Regions from separate parts of the Homo sapiens genome. Here region 1 is linked to region 2. A link is a loop called in an ENCODE intact Hi-C map of the cell type or tissue named here. Cell type or tissue: PC-3. All regions are shown on one strand. Links, peaks and the distances in the headings refer to the core of each region. The heading gives the core; the rest is flanking DNA.

Region 1 (11,223 bases), core at 1,743-9,742, 390 kb before region 2:
TATAGCTAATGCTAGATGACGAGTTAGTGGGTGCAGTGCACCAGCATGGCACATGTATACATATGTAACTAACCTGCACAATGTGCACATGTACCCTAAAACTTAAAGTATAATAAAAAATAAATAAATAAAATAAAATAAAATAAATGACAAAAAAAAAAAAAGAAAAAAAAAGAAAACTGACACAAGACAAGGATGCCCTACCTCACCACTCCTATTCAACATAATTTTGGAAGTTGTGGCCAGGGCAATCAGGAAAGAGAAAGAAATAAAGGGTATTTAAATAGGAAAAGGTAAAGTCAGTCTTTGTTTGCAGATGACATGATTCTATGTCTAGAAAACCCTATCATCTCAGCCCAAAAGCTTCTAAAGCTGATAAACAACTTCAGCAAAGTCTCAGCATACAAAATCAATGTGCTAAAATTGCAAGCATTCCTATACACCAACAACTGGCAAGGAGAGAGCAAAATGATGAATGAACTCCCATTCACAATTACTACAAAAATAATAAAATACATAGAAATACAGCTAACAAGAAAGGTGAAGGACCTCTTCTAGGATAACTACACACCACTCTCAAAGAAATCAGAAGTGAAACAAACAAATGGAAAAACATTTCATGCTCATTGATAGGAAGAATCAATATCGTGAAAATGATTATACTATCCAAAGCAATTTATATATTCAATGCTATTCCCATTAAACTATCATTGACATTCTTCACAGAATTAGAAAAACCTATTTTAAAATTCATATGAAATCAAATAAGAGCCCAAATAGCCAAGACAATTCTAAGCAAAAAGAACAAAGCTGGGCCCATCATGCTGCCTGAATTTAAACTATACTAAAAGGCAACAATAACCAAAACAACATGGTACTGGTATAACAACAGATACGTAGACTAATGGAACAGAATAGAGAACTCAGAAGTAAGACTGCACAACTACAGATATTAGATCTTTGACAAACCTTACAAAAAAAAGCTATGGGGAAAAGATTCTCTATTTCATAAGCGGTGCTGGGAGAACTGGCCTGCCATATGCATAAAACTGAAAGTCAACCCCTTCCTTAAACCAAATACAAAAATTAACTCAAGATTGATTAAAGCCTTAAATGTAAAACCCCAAACTATGAAAACTCTAGAAGAAAACCTAGGCAATACCATTTAGGATATTTTCATGAGCAAGTATTTTATGACAAAAACCCAAAAAGCAATTGCAACAAAAGCAAAAATTGACACATGGAATCTAATTCAACTACAGAGCTTGTGCCCATCAAAAGAAGCTATCATCAGCGTGAACAGACAACCTATAGAATGGGAGAAAATTTTTGCAACCTATCCATCTGACAAAGGTCTAATATCCAGAGTCTACAAGGAACTTAAACCAATTTACAAGAAAAAAACAAACAACTGCATTAAGAAGTGAGCAAAGGACATGAACAGACAATTCTCAAAAAAAGGCATACATGTGGCCAACAAACAGATGAAAAAAAGCTCAACATCTCTGATCATTAGGTAAATGCAAATCAAAACTACAGTGATATACCATCTCACACCAGTCAGAATGGCTATTTCTGAAAAGTCAAAAACAACAGATTCTGGCAAGCTTTCAGAGAAAATGAAATGCTTTAACACTGTTGGTGGGAGTGTAAATTAATTCAACCATTGTGGAAGACACTGTGGCAATTCCTCAAAGACCTAAAGGCAGAAATACCATTTGACCTAGCAATACTATTATGGGCATATACTCACAGGAATATAAATAATTCTATTATAAAGATACATGCAAGTGTATATTCATGCAGTGCTATTCACAATAGCAAAGACATGGAATAAACCTAAATGCCCATAAATGATAGACTGGATATAGAAAATGTGGTACATATACATCATGGAATACTATGTGGCCATAAAAAGGAACGAGATCATGTCCTTTGCAGAGACATGGATGGAGTTGGAAGCCATTATCCTCAGCAAACTAATGCAGAAACAGATAAACACCATATGTTCTAATAATTGGGAGGTGAATGATAAAAACACATGGACGCATTGGAGGTAACAACACACACTGAGGCTTGTTGGAGTCCATGGGGGAGGGTTAGCATCAGGAAGAATAGCTAATGGATGTTGGGCTATCACCTAGGTGATAGGATGATCTGTGCAGCAAACGAATATGGCAAACATTTACCTATGTAACAAACCCGCACATCCTGCACGTGTACCCCCGAATTTAAAACAAAAGTTAAAGAAATATATAAATTATATAGACCTGTAGGTATTTTTCTGTAACCCCAATGATCAGATAAAGCAAGGACACAGTTTAAGTTCAAAAGTATAGAGCAAAAATTTGGATATTACTATATAGCACAGAAAAAATTTTCAATATTCTTGTTTCTAGTCTTCTTCCTCTCTCTACTAATAGCATTATATTGAGCAAAACCCATGCAGGAAAATTTTGAACAAACACTTCATAAAGGGAGATACTCAAATGGCCAATAAGCACATGAAAAATTTGATCAATATCATTAGTTACCAGAGATGAAAAGCTAAAACCATAATGATTTAACATTACACACAACCTGAATGATAATTTTAAAATATTGACGACACTGAATTGTGTTTGTAGAGCAACTGAAACACTCACAAACTGCTGATAGAAGCATATATCTACTTTGAAAATCAGTTTGATACCTTCTTCAAACTATGATACATGAGTTTTATTTATCAAAGATAAATAAAAACATGACCACAGAAAGCCTTAGACAAAGAATTTTCATAGTAGCTTTATTTGTAGCAAGCAAAATCTGCAAATACCCAACAATAGCTATTCATCATCAGGGAAACTGATAAACTATGACATATTTATAAAATATAATTTTACTAAGGAACAGAAAGGAAGAAACTATTGATCTGTGTAAAAATACAGATGCCAGGATTTTGCTGAGAGTCATTTTGGTGAAAAATAGAACAAAATATACTGTCTGATTCTATTTATAAGAAGCTCTGGATTAGACAATAGAAATCTATGATGATAGGAAAAATATCTGAGAGCAGGAAGTATGGAAACTTGACTGGAAGCTGCATAAGGAAACAATAAAAATTCTACATTTTGATAAGGGTGTGATTATATGGCCTTATTAATTTTTTAAAACCCACTGAACTATAGAATTATCTATGTATTTTATCATATTTATATATCAATAAGATGAATTACTGAAAAAACCCGCAAGTCAGCAGCTTAAAATATACATCATTTTTAATTAAAATAAACAAATTGAACTACTATTAGATTCGGTTTGGGCTCTAAATTGATATTAATCCTTGGAGACTTTCTTGGCCATTATTAAATTGACTAGCATGGTTGTAACTATGAATTGTGAGTCCACATTGCTTTCTCATCCCTTATAGGTGGCATCACTTCTTCATCCCTTTTAAGAGCCATCATTTCTTAAAAGGAAGTCCTCCAATAAACAGGATAAGGGAGTAGACATTCTCCATGTTCACAAATACATCAGCACAAATCCAATTTCATTAACCTTATCCTTTTCTGTATTCAGAATGTTCAAGCAATTAAATATTGAAAATATTTATAAACGATGATTTATTTGAACGATTGCAATGACAGGGTTAGTTAGACAAGCTATGAGGTGTCATTTCTATTTAAAGCCTGTCCATGATGTTATAAGATTATGTACCCATCAGTCCACCAAGTTTTCTGTAGTATAATCAACAAGTAATTTATAATATATCTTATAATTTATTTTATCAGTGTATTTTATTTTTCTCCAACTTTATATGATAATTATATCATTCCCTTAAATATTATTTTATAACTATTAAACTTACATATCACCTAAAAGGGATAGAATGTTATAGACATCAGGTTATTCGGTAATTATTAAATGTGTCAGTTTAAATGTAAGTGGTTAGTTCATAAAAACATACATATGTAGCAGTCTGATTACTGAGAGATATAATTATTATATTTTATATACGTGTAGGAAATGTTAATCCAGAAAGTGTGGTTTTTAAAATGATACCTGGGAGCCAAGAACTGGGTTTTAGATTTTGTTATATGGAAGATAAACTTAAAGATGAAAATCTGCTATATTTCAAGTGATGCATAAGGCCACTTCCAAATTGCAAATTAAAAATGGCATCAGAAAGCAACTCCCTGAAGCAAAATGATCTGAAATCCATGATAGCAAAAGTAACAGGTTTCTTCTGTCTGTCAGTAAATTCATAACAAAGGCATGGGAAGGCAAACTAATCACAGCAGAGCTAAACTACAGGATAATTTGTTCTTACAGGAACTTGATTTAACATTTTACCATTTTCCAAAGAGCATGATTCAGAATGGTCATATTTCAAGTTCTAGGAGAGTCCATGAGGTATCTTTATCTCTTAACACATACAATGATATACATTCTTTCTTTGTCATTATTATTTTTGTTTCTAGCTAGAAATATAGTGTTTGTATCTAAAAGCTTCTATCAGTCCACAACATGTAAAGTAAAACTCTTACTTTTATCTGCTCTTAAGGTATTCCTGTTGGCAGTTGTAGTTTAACGTATGTTTCTAGTTTGTACTGGGAATTTTTAATAAAACATAAAATGATATTTCATACACATAAAATACATATGTATGTATGCTGATACAAGTACACATTAATATGTATATTTCAAAATATGTGTTGATTTGTACACTGAGGAGGGACCTATTTTTGTCTCTGCATGAAAAACATAATGATGTGCTTAAGGATTGTGGAAGAGGAGACTGGAGAGGAGCGGAGGGGAGGGGAGGGGAGAGGAGAGGAGGAGAGGAGAGGAGAGGAGAGGAGATTATTTATGAAGAGCCAAGATGCCTTCCTACAGGGCAAGAACAAAAACCTCATTACCTTTCTCCTGAAATTTGCATCTATTTAAACACCTGAGGGTCAACCGCAAAGCTCAGTAGAAAAAATGAGTCCCCTGACATAAAATCAAGATATAAAGATAAAAGAAATAAAACCCACGGACTTGTTCCTAAGAGACAGGCTAACAGTTGTGACTATAAATTTATATCTACAATGTGGTTGACACTGGAATCTAGCAGAGTCAAACCTTCCTGTGAGAATTTAGACTTAAATGTCATCTAGTTTGAAATGTAAGCCCAGGTTTTGTATAAAAGATTCTAGGCTGATCCTACCACTATATGGGTGGTAGGAAGAATTTTTTTCTTAAATTTTGCACTTTGAAACACTGTAAAGGTACTAAACATTTACAGTTGGAAAAAACTCAAACTCAAAATTTGAGTTGTTTTCCAAGCTCAAAGGTGGGACTAAGAGTGACTGATTTTGTGGATAAGACTCAGAATTCAGTTGTCTTCATGAATCATGATAGGAAGGGGAAAACCAGGAGGATAGGACAACATTATAGGATAAGTGAGACTGTGAATCAAGATGTGTAATTCTAGTTAAAAACAAAAACAAACAAAACCAACACAAAACCTGCAAACAAAAAAGCAAAAAAAAATGTGACTATCTTTTGGAGTGCAAACTGGCATAGTAGGATACATAATACTGATAAATTAACAGAAGCTTCCTAAATTCCTGAAGTATATATGCAATGCATATAATCTATCTTATCCAACAGGTGGCTCCAAAGACTCATTTGACTTTTCTTGTAATGCAAAAAAATCTGAGTATGGAGCATTGTAAACTTTAATATACTTGACAACCAAGCCCTGAGTTTAATAAAGGGCATGAGATAACCAAATAAAGAAAAGCTTCCTTTCTGGAATCAGATGCTGTTACTGGAGTGTGAGTGGCAATAATAATTATCACTAGTCAGCTGAAATCACAGAAGTTTATGTTCCACAATAATGCAAAATAAAGAAGAAGTTAAAGATGAGTTTTAAAAGTTAACCTCAAAGTCACTGGAGATGAATAAGCTGTTACACTTAATTAAAAAAAAAAAAAAAAACCCTTGCCATAAAGTGCCTATGTTCCTTTAGCTACATGATATGTGTGTTAATTAATAATCAAAGTTCAGCCTGAAGGAAATTTGGTACAGTAATTTGTTAAAGTAAAAGTGAATTTGAAATGTGCTATCAATTCTAATTGAGTTATAAAAAAAAATCCCCAGGAAGAAGATTTTTTTTAAATAGTTTTAAGTTAAAACAAAAAAAACTTTCAAAAAGGAAGTAACACTGACTGGGGAATAGTTTTATGAAACATATTCTAGAACTTTAGTTTTCTAAGATATTGTGATCAACATAAAACGATGTTTTTCAGGAAAATCATTATCAGTTAATGGCAGATAATGGCATAATGTAGGCTAAAATCAGGTGAAGAGTGATAGCATCAGGATTTACTCATCTGAACGGTTTCTCTTTCCCTCAAGGGTCAGATAAATTGGACTAACTTCTGAAACACAGTATTATCTGAAATGCTATCAGCAGTTACCTTTGTATAGATAATTCAACTGCATAAGAATTATTTTGTACTTATACTGTGTTCAGGATTATCTCAAGTGATATAATGAGGAGTAAAAAAAGTATACAATTTTGTCCATTCAAGAAGATTATATTCTTCTTGAGAAAAAGCAGCGTGCAAATATAAAGCCAGTAGCTAATGATAGAAAAATATGTCATGTTTCTAAATTGTTGGTTCAAATTGTTAGAGTAGGTTACAGTATTTGCTGCTCTCATTGTCAATAAGTAAGACAGACGTTGGTCTGAAAAAATGGAAATTATTCAAATGCTAGAAGAGTAGGGCATATGAGAAATAGTGGATAAAAACATTCATCACAAAGAAGAAAATGAATAAATTATGTAAAATAATTCCCCTGGCCTGATGAACTTCTTTCACTGGGAAAAATGAGAATGCACTTTTGAAAGGGAATTTTTTAAATTCTTTAAAAGCCAATTTCAGCAGCTTCTCCAATAGAGTAGCTTCTGAAAAAGTACATGGCCATAAAATAGGAGTAATTTAGGTATTTTCAACCTGTCTGGATATTACTTTAAAGCTAAAGATTCTGTATAGCTAGGTACCCTAATGAACCTTGTAATAATGAACCTATTCCTCTTTCTGTGCAATCCCTTCCCACATCAAATAGGGTTGACCTATATAACAAATAGAGCATTGCAAAAATGACAATGTGTGATTCTGAGACCAGGTAATCCAAGGCATTGTGGCTACTTTATGCTCTAAGGAATCACTCTCTGTGGGATATCATGAGGATACTCAAGCAGTCTTTTGGAAAGGCCCGTGTAATGTGAAAATGTCACTGTGTGTCAAGAGCCAGCAAGGAACTGGGCCTTCCTCTTAGCTATTTGTGAAAACCTTCTAGAGAATGGTTCTACAGTCTAGTCCAGACCTCAATTGACTGCAGCTCCAGTTGACATCTGTGCTACATCCTTATGAAAGAACCTGAGATAGAATCACCCAGCTAAGTCATTTCCAAGTACCGTACCCTCAGAAATTATGAAATAGTAAATGTGTAATTGTTTAAGTTGCTAGTTGTGGGTAATTTGTTATGCAGCAGTAGATAACAAATACAAAAGCCTTACTCTTAAGTAGTAGTGGTAAATGAATGCAAAAAGAAAATAAGAAACTTCCAACACTCTATGTTTAGTCTACTAAATATTCTAAATGCTTTCTGACAATCAAATAATTTTTCCTTATTAAAATATTGATTCTAAAGCCTGATGAATTTAGACATGTGAATACACATGTTAATTATACATCTTCTCTAATTAATACAAATATTTCCCCTGTATAGGTTCAATTAGGAGATTAAATATGGAGTTATTAAGAATTATCTATCATCAAAATTAAAGATGTCAATGAGCCATTATCAGTATGATCAGCATATTCCAAGAGCATCTGAGCGAGTCGTTTATACTATTTTGACTAAGTTAAACTTTGTTGATCTTAGGTAAATGATAACCTGATGTTCTAAAAATCTCTAATACTGAACTAGCTTCATTGTTACCTTTGGAAAAATATGACTCTTCTTTATTTTGAGACAGAGTAATGTGCTGCTTGAGCAGGTGTTGAATTCTGGAGGGGATGAAAATATGCTTAACTCAGAAATTATTTTACTTATTAAAATTCCCTTTCACTGACATTTATTGTAGTTTTGTCAGAATAACTTCAGTGCTGACAAGTTTTAAATAGCATGGAATCTGCTATTAGAGGATTTGGAAATTCTGAATAGAAAATTAAAACATTGCAAGTTTTACCAGGAGTTTTCATGTTTTACTTCAAAGTCTTATTCGTTTAATCAACCTGATTCTCACTTGTGAGGGAGTTGAGCTGCTTTCAATTTTACATTAGTTTTGATTATGTGCTTTCAAGCAGAAGGATGATAAGAAGAGCAATAAAATAATCTTCCTCAAGTTGTGAAAGAATGGCCATTCTTCTTGGCCTGCACAGGAAAGAACACATCTCCCTAGGATGGATTAAGAGAGCTTTCAGCACCTTTTTTGCTAGGTCACAGCTTCTCACATTCTATATCAAAATAGGTTTCATTGTTTTGTTTTTTTTTTTTAGTAACTTCAGTCATATTCTTCTAGGTTATTTCACTTCTTTTCATAAGAGAAATTGAAAGTATCTAATATTTAAGAATCCATAATAGTCTGCCTTCCAAATGAAAGAGTGAACTTAATGGTGAGAACTCATCCCATCTTTATCTAATCTGAAGCACCAAGAGGTTCTCAAAAACATGCCTGGTTGCATAAGAGTGCATAAATTTAACAATTGGTGCTCAAGTATAAATGGAAATATTTGGGCCTGTAACTATTTAGAGTCATGAAAATAATTGGTCTATGTGTGTTTAACATACTTTTAAATAAGACATGTATGCAAGTGGATGATGGCATACATGTAACTCCTTTGGAATTTCCTATACATTTCAAAATGTTCATTCAATTTATGTATGTAACATGGATAAATGCACATAAAAGAATGTAGATGTAATACAAATGTTTCTAATTGCTTTTATATAGATTTAAGGAATGAAAGCAATATTAAATTAATTATCAATAAAGTATATTCAAATTTTCTTTTTAAAACTGTCTTAGATTTTATAAGAATCAATTGATTTGGCTGTGAGAAAAATATAAATCCCATAGGCATGCATAAAGTGGTGATTTTAGAAAAATAGCTAAGTGAATCAAGTCATTGTCTTACTTATATATGACAAGGAGAGAAGAACTTCAAAAAGAAACTGTAAATTGTACTGGAATACAACAGAATTTAATCAGAGATGAAAAAATGTAAATCATATTATCGTTACAAATTATAAACCAGTATATACTTTGTTACATCCTTGCTCAGTTTTTTTTATTTCAGTAAAACTTTCATGAAATTGTAATTTAATGTAATTGCATTCTACAATAACTAGAAAATGTGTGCAAGTTTTAAAGTTTTGTTGTATACTGGGTATATTTATGTGTATTCTTCAACAACAAATTCAGAGACTGCAATCAATAGAACTGAAATATAGGCTCACCTCAGCTCCACAAAATGAACAAGAGTACCATCTAATTGGCTATAGTTGAACAAGTAGGAGAACATGAGAAAGTGTTACAAGTGATATACTCTGTAAACAACTAATCACAGGGGCTAGTGAATGGTTTTATTTGTTACACCTATACTAAATGATGGGATGAAATGTTACATTACCTATATAGTTCAATCAGTTCACAGACATATTTAGAAAATAAATTTTTATATGTTAAATATTTTACCTAGTTGAAAAGGTGAGGGATGACGATACTGAGCTTTTAAATAGAAACAAAGTCAGTCACTATCAAAAGACAATTTCATCCCATAAAGCTAATTGCCAGAAAACCAAATACCACATGTTCTTACTTATAAGTCATAGCTAAACAATTAGCACATGAAATAAAGATGGAAATAATAGACCCTGGGGACTCCAAAATGGGGGAGACTAGAAGTAAGGTGGGAGTTGAAAAATTACCTAACAGATAACAGTGTTCACTATTTGGGTAAAGGATACACTAGAAACCCAATCCCCACAAGTACATAATATACCTATATAACAAACATGTACATATACCCCCTGAATCTAAAATAAAATAAAAATAAATTTAAAAAAACAAACAGGCTTACACTTGCCTTTTAGAGGTGTATATGTAAACTGGCATAATACAAACTGATGGAGAAAGAAACATTGTAATAACAAATTCACAATGTTTGCCTACAAAGGCCTTTCTTTGTTAAACTCTCATTCACTGAAACAAAACAATTTATAATGCATTTTTTATTGTTATCATTTTATTATTATTTAAATGGATGTATGTATTGTAGAAAGTTACCAAAAAAAAAAAAAAAACCCAAAACCTTGCTTATTTAACTTAAGGTTCTCTAACTTTCCACATCAATACATTTTCACTTACGATGCATTTTTAAGAAAGTATGCTTACATTTGCCTTTTATTGCTAGATATCTCTATTAGCCTATTACAGCCCAATGGAGAAAGAAAAATGTTCTAATGACGTCTAAAATTTCACTGAGAAGGCTGTTATGCTGTCAAATGCTTCCATTCATTAAAAAAAAAAAACAGCTTATGAGCCTGTAAGAAAGCAAATTTACATTTACCTTTCATTACTGGATTTGTCTGTTGGCCTATTAGCACCTAAAGAAAAAAGAAACATGTCCTAGTATGATATTCTCAATGTTTGTCTAAAGGAAAGAAAGAAAAAGAGAAAGAGAGAGGAGAAAGAAAGAGAAGGAGAGACAGAGAGAGACAGGAAGGAAGGAAGGAAGGAAGGAAGGAAGGAAGGAAGGAAGGAAGGAAGGAAGGGAGGGAGGGAGGGAAGAAAGAAAAGAAAAGAAAAGAAAGAAAGAAAGAGAAAGAAAGAAAGAAAGAAAGAAAGAAAGAAAGAAAGAAAGAAAGAAAGAAAGAAAGAAAGGAAGGAAGGAAGGAAGGAAGGAAGGAAGGAAGGAAGGAGGGAGGGAGGGAAAGAAGGGAGGGAGGGAGCGGGGGAAAGAAAGAGGCGGGAGGGAGGGAGGGAGGAAGGAAGGAAGGAAGGAGGGAAGGAAGGAAGAGTGCTGGGTGCGGTTGCTCACGTCTGTAATCCCAGCACTTTGGGAGGCCGAGGCGGGCAGATCACGAGGTCTGGAGTTCGAGACCAGTCTGACCAACATGTGAGAGCTCGTCTCTACTAAAAATAGAAAAATTTTTTAGCTGGGCATGGTGGCGTGCATCTTT
Region 2 (11,223 bases), core at 1,403-9,402:
AGCAGAACTCACTGAAACTGAATAATTAAGTGTACTCTTAAAATTTTACTAAATCAGAGAAAAAATTACTAATATGAAAATCAGAAAACAAATGTGACTTTTCTATTTCAATGGAAAATTTAATATTATAGTTTTCAGGCAAACACAAAAATCAAATTTCTTAATTCAATGTTGTTATAGGTAGATATTAGAGGAAAAGTTCTGAAAATATTAAGAAAATTATATGTTGTGCATGCAACTGACCTACTATTATTTTTCTACTGAATATAATGCTAACAGCCAAGTCATATATTTCTCAATAGCAGTGCTTCTAAAAATTTTATAAAGTAGCTTTGATAAAAACAGCCCAAAGAGCCATATAAGATTACTACAATATTTTTCATTTACTGTTTTTAGCTGTAACATTTTTCAGCAATAATATTAATTTCCCAAAATTTTACAAGTTTCAGAGTGTACATGTTTTGCAGCAAATTTAAATCAGGAATATTCAGATTAGTAATTTGAAGTTATATAACTTGAATGCCATCCCTATGACAGGTTGAAACATGTGATCAAAATTTAACCTAACTTTGGCATCTACTATTACATCAAAATTTGTTAACAATAGATATAACATTCAAGAAAAAGTAATCCCTATTATTTGATTATAAGTTTGTCATTTTTTATAGCAAAAGTAATTTACAGGACATCAAGACATCTTTCTCTGAAACTATATTCCTAACAACCAGTCACGGTCCCTTCACAATCTAGCTAGAGCCCATGTTCTAGATTGAGTACCTATTTGTTACTAAAACGCAAAGGATATCTTGGTGAAGTAAGCTATTGTTTGTTATCAATGTACATATTTGAACAATTTAGTTATTTTTTTCAGTTTTAACTTGTCATCTCATTGAAAACAAATCATTTTAATAGAAAATCGTGATACGGATTACCTGAGAGCCCTGCGCAGCAATTAGAACAAATATAGTAGGATTCTTAAGAGGAAAATAAGTAAATGTAAAGGCAAATTCTTATACTTTAAAATTGTATCTAGATCTCACTGTGTCTTTTTCCCACTCTACCTAACATCAGAAGGTAATGCAATCACACACTTTCTTTACTAATGTTTTTGCTTAGTCTAGTTACCCAAACACCAATGTCTGAGACAAAAGATTGTTTGTAAGAGCAGAAATGAGGGACTGGAGAAGTGATCCAGGGTAAGAGAGGAAGCTAATGTACTGGTGCATTACTGACTTAGCCACCACTGTGTATCATCAGTTCTGAATACTGCTGGGACCTGTTGAGGAGCCTTGAGAAAAGTATCTCAGAATTATGCCCCCTAGCGGTAAGAAAGGGAAACATTTATTTGTCACCCTCCCTCATAGATAAAGGATTGTTCCATCGGACATTAACATTTTGGTACTTCCTAGTTGCATGTGTGAAAGACCTGAAGTTCCTACATGAATATGAAGTTCTTACATTATAATGTCAGAGAAAAACCAGGGCAAGAAGAAAGAGGTGCGGAGTATGTGCTTAGCATGAGAAACTCTTAGGTTCTACTCACTCAAAACTAGTTGCCACATCTCTGCTAGTAATGAGATGAGGCCAAGAAGATTTGAAGCGCATTGAAAAGGTATTTTATACAGTCAGCCCTGTGCCTCGCTTAGATATGTAGATAGGTTTATGCTCTCCATTAACCCCGATCCATCTTATAGTACCCTTCAGCCTGATCCAAATTCTATGAGTTTCATAAAAGACAATTATTGTGACTAATTATAATCTCTGTTCCTACAGCTCACTCATAGTCCTTAACTGATATTTCACCATTAACTCTGTTTGTCTTCACCATGTGTTCTAGGTTTTTTGAAACTTTATTTCTTATATCAGCCTATCAAGTGTTTTTACCTGGTTATGTAACAAAATAATAGTCTCTCAAAAATCTAACTCCTCAATTTCCTTGCCCTTTTTGGGCCATGATTGCTGTAAGTACAGGACAGTAAGAGTTAGGATGAATAGACCCATCTTACATTCACTTCTTGATTCCTAGAGGAATGTTTTTCAGGATCTGGTACAACATATCAGTCATTGGCTCAACATATGTACAACATCTTGGAAAACAAAATTCCAAATCTTAGTGGTAGTCCCTGAGCTGGTATCTTAGCTAAGGCTTAATAAAGTCAATCTATGGCTCTATCAACGTAGATGTTTCTGAGTGATGAGATAGATGGGAAGACCCACAGATCCCACAGTCATGTGCATATTGTAGAATCTCCTTTATTACAAATTGAGTTCCTCGTTCCAAAGCAATGTTGTGTAGGTGCCATACTACTAAGTCAGAACTGTGTATCCCCTTATATAATGGTGCTGTCCAATAGCACTTACTACCAATAATGGGGCCTCTGTTGTCATATGTGTAGTAAGTAACAGAGCATCAATATCCTGAGGGTATACTTTCTAGGGCTACTCCCAGTACCAACCCTTTCACCAAAAGCAGAGCCTGGGACAAAGATCTATAGTTACGTAATTTACTTTGGAACACTGGAGAGTTGGAATAAGAAAAGGAAGTAAAACCAATACAAGGAGTTCTTACAGCTAAGGGTGACTCATCACATGATGCCACCAAAACATTCTGAGATGCCTAATAAAATGTACCTTAAAACTATCCACCCAGTGGAAAAACAAGAGAATTAATCCGTGGGCTCCTATCCCCCATTGATAAAGTGCTGCCTCAAGGAATGTCAACTCCCTCACACTTCTAAGTACTGTATGCATGAGGCTCAAAGAATTCCTGTAGGCTTCCCGGCTGGCTTCCTAAACTTTGTCTTCAGAGAAGCCATGGAGCAGGAAATGTGAGGTGCAGAAAATGTAAATAAGGCAAAGTGCAGTCAGGCTATCTTGTGCAAAGCTTGTTGAAGTACACAGAACCAATGCACCATGGCTGGGATACTGAGTGAGGTAGGGGCAAGAAGCTATGAAGCTGGCACAAGGGCTCTTCAGAAGCTCATTGCTCTCCAGTGGTTAAGATGGATGTAGTGAAAGTGAAGGGTCATTCTGTAGTTACTCTATCAATATGACTTTGTCTTCCCCCAAGGTGAATCAAATTGAGCCTTCAATATACCCTACATATATCCAGAATTGTATAACTATAACTTAGGAAGGCATTAACTAATGTACTACTTTAAGACAAAAATAGCATTTAGAAGACATGTCTTTAATACACAGCAATTTGGAGTTATTTTAGGTCCAATGAGAAGACTTTTTCAACTAAAAGTTAGTAGATGACCTTCCTCCAAAAATAATGTAAACTAAGTATGAAAATTGGTTCATCCTCCTTATAAATACTTTCTATCTTCTTGTAAACACCTCAAAGCTAACAACTGGGGGTTGAATGTCATGTAAGAGAAATTCATGTTGTTTAATGTTTTTGCAACACTGGTTTGATGAAATAATTGGTGGCTTTTCTTGTTGTTTTCCCTTTTACATTAAAGTTAGACACATTAAAGGTATAATAATATCTTTTTATTTCATTGGATTTTTATCATAATTATTGGGTGAAATAAGACATTAAACTAGTTAACTGATTTTTGCTGTCCCATAGGCTTATCATTTATTCTGATTTAGTAAAGACATAAGGTGGCTTTATTTCATTTATTAGAGATGGATGTTATTTACCCTTCCATGATGTACCTGGGGCACTGAGATTTGGAATAAGGTGTGCAAATTGAATTATTATCGCAATATAGTTGTCCTTCTGTACACCTTCCTAGGAATATTATAATGTATTTCCTATACTCAGTAACATTAAAACATTTTTATGTAAAAACTTCCTTTTAAGAATAATCAAAATAATATGATTGGAATGCCTACTATGTGCCGTGGACTAAACTAGATTCTGGGAGAAAAATAATAAATACAACTTGGTCCTTTGCCCTAAATGTCTAATAGAAAATTTCTATTCACTTTGTAAAACTTACCATTATCTTTACATTATAATTTCATGACACTATAGACATACACTTTTGTTTTCTCTGACACATGTTCAATTTGAGACTAGTAGGGTAGATTATCTAATTCTTAATAGTGATATTTTCTCCCAGACATATCCAACCAAACTATGCATCATTTTAACCATCCTACAGCCACATTCAAGCAAATACTATATTCTGTGCATATGTCTTTCACTTGTGCCCTTGAATCAATTGGTTTGATTTTATCCTCCCTCTTATTAAAGCAGTACAGGTTCTCATGTTTTATAGCAAGACTATCAGTGTCTTCTTTTCTTGCTCTTATCTTCTATGTTTCTTTCTAATGAACATGATGGCCAATAATTGGGGTGACCATACATCCCAGTTTTCCTGAAACACTCCTAATTTTTCCTATTGCGACAAATGAAAGCAGTCCCTTTCACTCTAAAAAAAAAGATCCAATTAGGGGATAAGTTGCATGGCCATTCTACCTACAATAATACTATGTTCATCTCGGTCACCCTATTCTTTTCAAAGTCTTTCAATGGCTAAGGCAAAAAAAAAATTTAAATAGGATCCAAAACTTTCTGTAATTTTACCAAAATCTATCCTTTAAAAACTTTATTTAACATGTTCTCCTTTTTAAACCTACCTAAATCATTTTCCAAGTTTAATAATTTTGATGGTGAACTCAAATTTCTTGTTTTCTTGCCATTTTTTCCTGATTACTTTCTTTTATATTCCCTTTGAGCCACAGTGAATACTCTTTTGTCATTCACATCCTAATTGGTAACAATCATGTTATTTTATTCTAGTAAAATTAGCTCTAATAACAGCATTTAGTTACCTTATATGTTCTTTGATTTTTGTATTTAGTTTTATTTATTATTATTATGAATTTGCTCATCTCTGAGCGCCTGGACAACCTCATATGTTCTGATAGGAGACAATATTGAGTAGTGTTTAATAACAGGGACTCTGGTGTCACAATGACCTATGCATGAATACTAGTTATTCCAGTTTGCTCTACTGCTTAAGCTACTTATTTCCCTTTATTATACAATATCTGTAAATGTGACAAAGGTAACTTATTAAATAGGGTCAGGGAACAGAGAGAAGTACTAGGAACCAAATAATGGTCGATAATACTTCAAAAATACTAACTCCCACTCGCATTTTTCTTCCACCAATACATTTTTGCAGTCTTAAAGATAAATATTACCTCTCCAAAATTTGGGAGTCAGATGTATATTATAAGCTAGGTTTTACGTGATTGAATTTACTACATTTGAAGAATGTGGGATTGGGACTGGTAGGCATAATATTTTCCCAGGCCCCAACATTTCAGTTATTAGTCTGGGTCCTGGGGAATTTCTTATCTCTCTTGAGGAAAATTACTCATTTATCCAGGGATGTTCTTTATTATCCTTGCACTGAATGTCTCCTTCACAAAAGTTATGACCCAACTTTTCCATATTCTCTGAATTTAAACTTGTTGAATCTGATCACAAGTTTCCCTCTCTCGTCCTTCCCTGTAGGCAACTTGCCATCTAGTGTTAAAAAGAAGCATTCACACAAACATTACATTGAGTGCGATAGAAACTATGAGAAAGCAATGCACAAGTGAAATGTATTAGAACTTGGGATCTTTCTTTCTCTCAAACCTAGGATAATAGCTAGAAAAATGGTATCCATAAATATTTGATGGTAAGATTAATTGACTAAATCAACTATTTCTATAATTAATTTAAATAATATATATTTTACTTTCTATCAGTTATTTCTGTTACAATATCTCAGCCATTTTAATGATGATGATGGAAGACGGGTTTATGGAGGACTCTACAACTTACAAGGCAGGATTACTATTTATCCTCCAGTTCATTAGCAGATTCTTAGTGCTTTATTTGGTTTTTTTACCAGGTTAGATAGGCTAACAGACAACAGTCTTAATAGCACCAAGTTATTGCATAGAGATTAAAAATAACCTTCTAATAAAATCTCAAAATAAATATCAAAAATACTTCAGGGAATTATTTAAGATTACCCCACTGGATGTATATAACTTTACATAATGAGCCAATTTCACTAACTCACTCTTTATTTCTATCTGCAAACAAGTTGCATACCAGTCTGTTTTTTTTTTCTGAGGCACCAAATATATATGGTAATTATATAATAAGCATCTTAAAATTTCTGTCATGTTGATGATATATTTTGGATTTCTTAACAATTTCTGAATAAAAATTGATTGGTAATAGTTCAAAAGAAATAAAGTTTCCTTACAAGAAATCAATTGAGCAGCTACAAAATTTAAGAATGTAAAATAATCTGAAAGTGTCATGTCTTTATTCATGAAACTGTCAAGAATTCTCCTTATCCCATTTTAGTTGTTTAGTTCTTTTTGTATCACTCTATATTTGCACAAAGAGATATCTATACATTTATGAAACACAATTCAAGAATGCCAAAAGAAAAAGAACCTAGCAATTTAAAAGTATCTAAAAGAAAACATTTGAAATACTATCTTTTGATCACTTTCTGTGACCAATTTTTTTAAACTGATTTGTTTCTTTGAAGTCCTTCTACACAAGCCCCTAATGAAATACTGCAAATAAAGGTAGGCAGGGAAAAATACGAAGGGGTTAGAAATGTATAAAGCAAATTTAGGAATAATATACCCATCCACATAAGCGCTTGTCATGTTATGTACATTTAGGATAAAGTTTGGTAGTTACTATCAGCCCTGGCAGGTATTTATTCAAGATATTTGGAAAGCCTATTTAAAAAAAAAAAAAAGGAATAGAGAAAGAGTCAAGAATCCAAGTCATGTAAGATTAAATGACGAAGTTCCCCAGAAACCTCTTCAACTTCCTGTGTGTGTGTTTGGAAGTCAATCATTCTCAGGGTTAGTAAGTTCAAGTCAGATCAGCAGAGGACATTAAATAGCCACCAGTCAGAAAAGCAAGTATCTAGGTAAGCATGATTGTCAGCATTCACGGCAGATAAGAGGCAGCTGTGAGACTGGCCAGAAAAAAAGCAGGAAAAGTACAGATGTAACCAGAATTTAAAATAAAACAGAAAGATGCTGCATCATCAGAGGATTAGGCACCAGGTTTACTGAGGCCATTGAGCAATAGGACTGGAAAGGGTAGGAGCAAGATACATAATAAAAGACCTCTGAGCATAGTTCTATCAGGAAGGCAGAATTCAGTGAGACAGTTTTCTGCTTCCTGCCCTGGTTTATGGTCCTAAGAGCTGTTATTCTATGACCAGAGGCAGTATATACCCAGATGAAAAGGATCAGGTGAAGTTTGAGAGGCATGTTTAAGTTTCACCTGCTTCAACTGATTTCTTGATTTATGAAATATCTACTTATTGAACAAGTTTCACATCTCTTCTCTTTGATACTGAAGTGGTCAATATAACCAAAAGGAATTTGAGCTCTTCTGCAATAATATTTTAATTACTTAACCTAATGTTTTTTTAAAAAAATACATCCTTATATTCAGATAATTAATAACTATATTTCATCCCTCAGTGCAGTACAAGGTGTGTTAGTCACTCATCAAAATTTGTGTAATCCTTCTCATCCTCCTGGGCACACAGCAAGATTACATTTCCTGCTTTCTTTCAATTTGGTGTGTCCAGGTTTCAGAGCCCTGGGCAGTAAAAAGTGAAAATTATGTGCGCTGTTTCTAGATCAAGCTTTATGAAGTGGCTATGCTTCCTTCATGTTCTCCTTCCTCCTCTTCAAACTGGATACACAAAATACTTAATTATATTGCGTATATATTCAGGGTCTTAATTGACCCGGAATTTACCCTGCTAATACAATCACCGCTAGCCGTTAAGTGAGTATTTATATTTAAATTAATTAAAATTAAATACAATTTTGATTCAGTTCCACAGTCACACTCACTACATTTCAGGTACTCAATGGTCACATACCAAGTGGCTATTACCATTATAAAACATATCATCATTGCAGAAAGTTCTACTGGATAGTGTTTTTCCTAGATGACAGTGAAGCAAAAATACAAAAACAGTCTGGATACCTGACTCACCACATAGAAAGTCACACACAAACCAGTACCATCTATTTGGGACAATTAGGTGAGTGAAAAATAAAATACCAGTTTTTGAGTCATTCCACAATTTTGGGTCTATGTTACTATAGGTGCTGGTTACCCTAACTAGTACAATCAATAGGATATTCTCACATAAATTTCCAATTAACCCAAAAGGTAGTAGTACATTGCCAGACATAAGCCTGAGTTGACATCAGGTGAGCAGGATAATATTTAATTTCCATGACAGACAAAATAAGGGTGTCGGGTAAATAGTATAAGGCCTCTCTGTGTAATATCAGCATCCAAGTAAGATGTATATCAAGTAATTTAAGGCAGTTCAGAGTTTGAATGCAATTAGAAAATAGGTTTATTTTATAACCAAGTCCATTTCCATTACACAGTACAAAAGATTCTTGTAACCAGATATGGGAAGCTGCTAGTTCATCTGCAGGCTGCTGTCTACCCAAGGACAGACAGAAATTAAGGCTGTGTAATTTCTCCAAGACAGCAAGCAATAGCAGATTTACACTCAAAAATCTAGGAAAGGTTAAGCAATAGAACGTCTAGACACTCACTGAGAATAATAAAATTAATTTGATGAAAGGGCTTAGACAAGGATCTTGATTATTTATTAGGTATCCCTATGACCTTTGTCAAGGAAGTACATTTTATGTTGACATTCTTCATTCTGTATATTAACATTATACTTTGGTCTTTGGCCAACAGCAAACACTGACTACATTGAGTAAAAATACAAAGAGACAAAGTACTCCGTGTCTCGTTTTTATTCCTACAGAAAAAAATGTTGCCCAGAAAAAGCAGTAAAGAGAATGTTGTGAGAAAATGCATCTTTTTTCCTGTACTGAAAGAAAAAATTCAATTGAAGTATAAATCTTCAGAGGATGAAAAATAACAGCTTCCATTCAGACAGAGTGAGGTTTTTTTTTTCAGAGTTTACTGCAAGGAAAGTAATAAAAAATGTGAAGAAGCTTTCATGTGATCTCATAAAACAGAAAAAAAAAATCTCTCTTGAACCACTAAGCACTGGTATTCAGGAGAGTAATTTACTCTATGAGCCTTTTACTTTAGGCCAGAAGGTACACTTGTAATAGCTGCTTAATCTTAACCTCAGGATTTTACAGCTCATGAACTTTTGTATTGACATTAATGAACAACCTAGGAAAGGTAAAATACTGATCAACAGAGACATCTTAGTTTCCATAGAAAATTAATAAGGATAGTTCTCTGGATGAGAATTTATTGTGAGTGCCTTGAGAATGAACTGCTGTAATGGTGAGTCTTGATTGATTGGGGAAAAAAGAAAACATTTTGTAGGTGATGGTGTGATAAATTACCACACTATATCATGTCATCTCTAAATTTCATTATTTCTGGTTTTTGTTTTTAACCTGTTGTTACCTAAGCAATGCATGCTGAATAAGATGGTAGATTGACAATTACAAATCAGAATCCTTGGGAATGAATTCAATTCATTAGCAAAGCAATTGTTTCTTAACAGAGATAATACTGCAAGGAAGTGTGATTAATAGCAATAAATGTATTGATAACAAGAAACAGAATTTCCTGAGAATAATACATACTCTAATAATCTCTTGTTCTTGCTATTTAACAGGAAGGGACTATCTACAATGTGTAGAATGCTAACTACTCTGCCCCTAGTCCTAATTGTCTATATGTCTGAATAAAGGTAGGATGCAGGAAACTGAATTAGCACTCTGTTTCTTAATAAACTCAGCACCAAGTAAATTGTGCACCTGTTTGGCAGGTTCAGTGGGTAGCAGAAATTGAACAGCTTTGGCTCTTTATGGGCCATATATCTTTCTACACCATGTGCCTGATAATGTCATTATATTTTTACCATGAATCTTAAAGAAACAGAATTCTTCACTGCAGCTATAAGGGTACAGCAACACTAAATGATTCATGTTACACAGCTATGGATTTAAATAGAATTCTTCCCTCTAGCCATAAGGGTGCAGTAACACTAAATGATCCATGTTACCAGGATACACTTGCTGTGGCCAGAATGGGACCAAGAGGTCATGTCCTGCCACATTGCCTTCCAGAATTCTATTGCATGAATCCCACAGCAGGATGTGCAAGTTAGACAGACGATTACTATCAGAAGCTGAGGATAAAAGTATGCAAAAGTCTGAAATGTTTTACAGGAACAAAGTAGAGCACAAGTTAGTGTTTTAGCCATTCTGTATTGTAAAATTCCATTTGGATTTCAGGAATGAAAGTCAGTGGTGGTGTTTGGTAAAATAAACATTGTTATGACATTTTATAATTTCAATATAGGCATTTTGAGATATTCAAATAAACCAACCCTCTATACTCCAACTCCTAGGGAATAATAGACCTCCATAATTGGACACCTCAGAATTTGTGTGATGGACATCATCTAATCAAAGCAGGAGACAGATTTATCAAGGAAGACAGATTTTCTCAGCCAGCATGTCGTTACTTATTTGCATAGACACCAATTGGGTCCTTGATAGTTGGAAAACAACCATTCTTAAACTAGCACTATTTTAAAAATTGGGAAAAGATTGACATATAAGGAATTGATTAGGTATCCTTCTACAATCATTCGATAAATTGGGCTCATTCCCTGAAGATTCTTATCAGAATAAGGTTTCTTGAAACCATCTGTGAGGCTTGCTTCTAGGCTTAGCTTGCTGCAGAACTGGTCATATACAAAATCTGTTTGTTCATCTTGTCTAGATAACATTTCTGTTCTATGATCTCTCCCTGAAATAATTACAACAATAGTAGTTGAATGTAAATTTGTCCATAATCAGCGCTAATCTGGCTGTACTTTGTTTCCTAAATTGAGTGATTATTAGATGCTTTTCCCCAAATTTCTACTTTCCTGAGCCACTCAAATACAGATAAATGGAAAATAGTTTGTATACACACACATGCACACACACACACACAAAAAATAATAATTTAAAAATGTAAAATACAACTTTTATTATCATTTTACTGTCATATGTGCATGAGATACAAACTTCTACACCTATTTTAAAGTCTGTTGAATATTTGGTAATATTAGGGGTTAGGTCTAAATTTCTGAAGCTCAGTCCATTGAAATATTTATGTAGCTGTCAGCTCTACATGTTTTTAACTAGAACTAAGTGGATCCTTTTGTATATGTTTTCTTAAGAAATGTTAGGTTC

Evidence for each region. Peaks named below come from ENCODE experiments on the same cell type or tissue, not always from the same donor. Only the 100,000 strongest peaks of a DNase experiment are listed, where the experiment ranks them.
Region 1: a loop joins it to region 2, with 7 times the contacts of the local background. A loop is called at or near these places in 5 of 110 quality-filtered maps.

Annotation. Positions count from the first base shown.
Region 1 is chr14:43,498,078-43,509,300 of GRCh38, forward strand. No RefSeq gene overlaps it. Among named protein-coding and RNA genes, the nearest start is that of LINC02307, 880 kb to the right of the region's middle. In PC-3, for the core only: a CTCF peak has its summit at 5,642 (motif pointing right); no DNase peak of the experiment used is centred there; H3K27ac peaks cover 364 bases.
Region 2 is chr14:43,893,417-43,904,639 of GRCh38, forward strand. No RefSeq gene overlaps it. Among named protein-coding and RNA genes, the nearest start is that of LINC02307, 490 kb to the right of the region's middle. In PC-3, for the core only: a CTCF peak has its summit at 5,478; no DNase peak of the experiment used is centred there.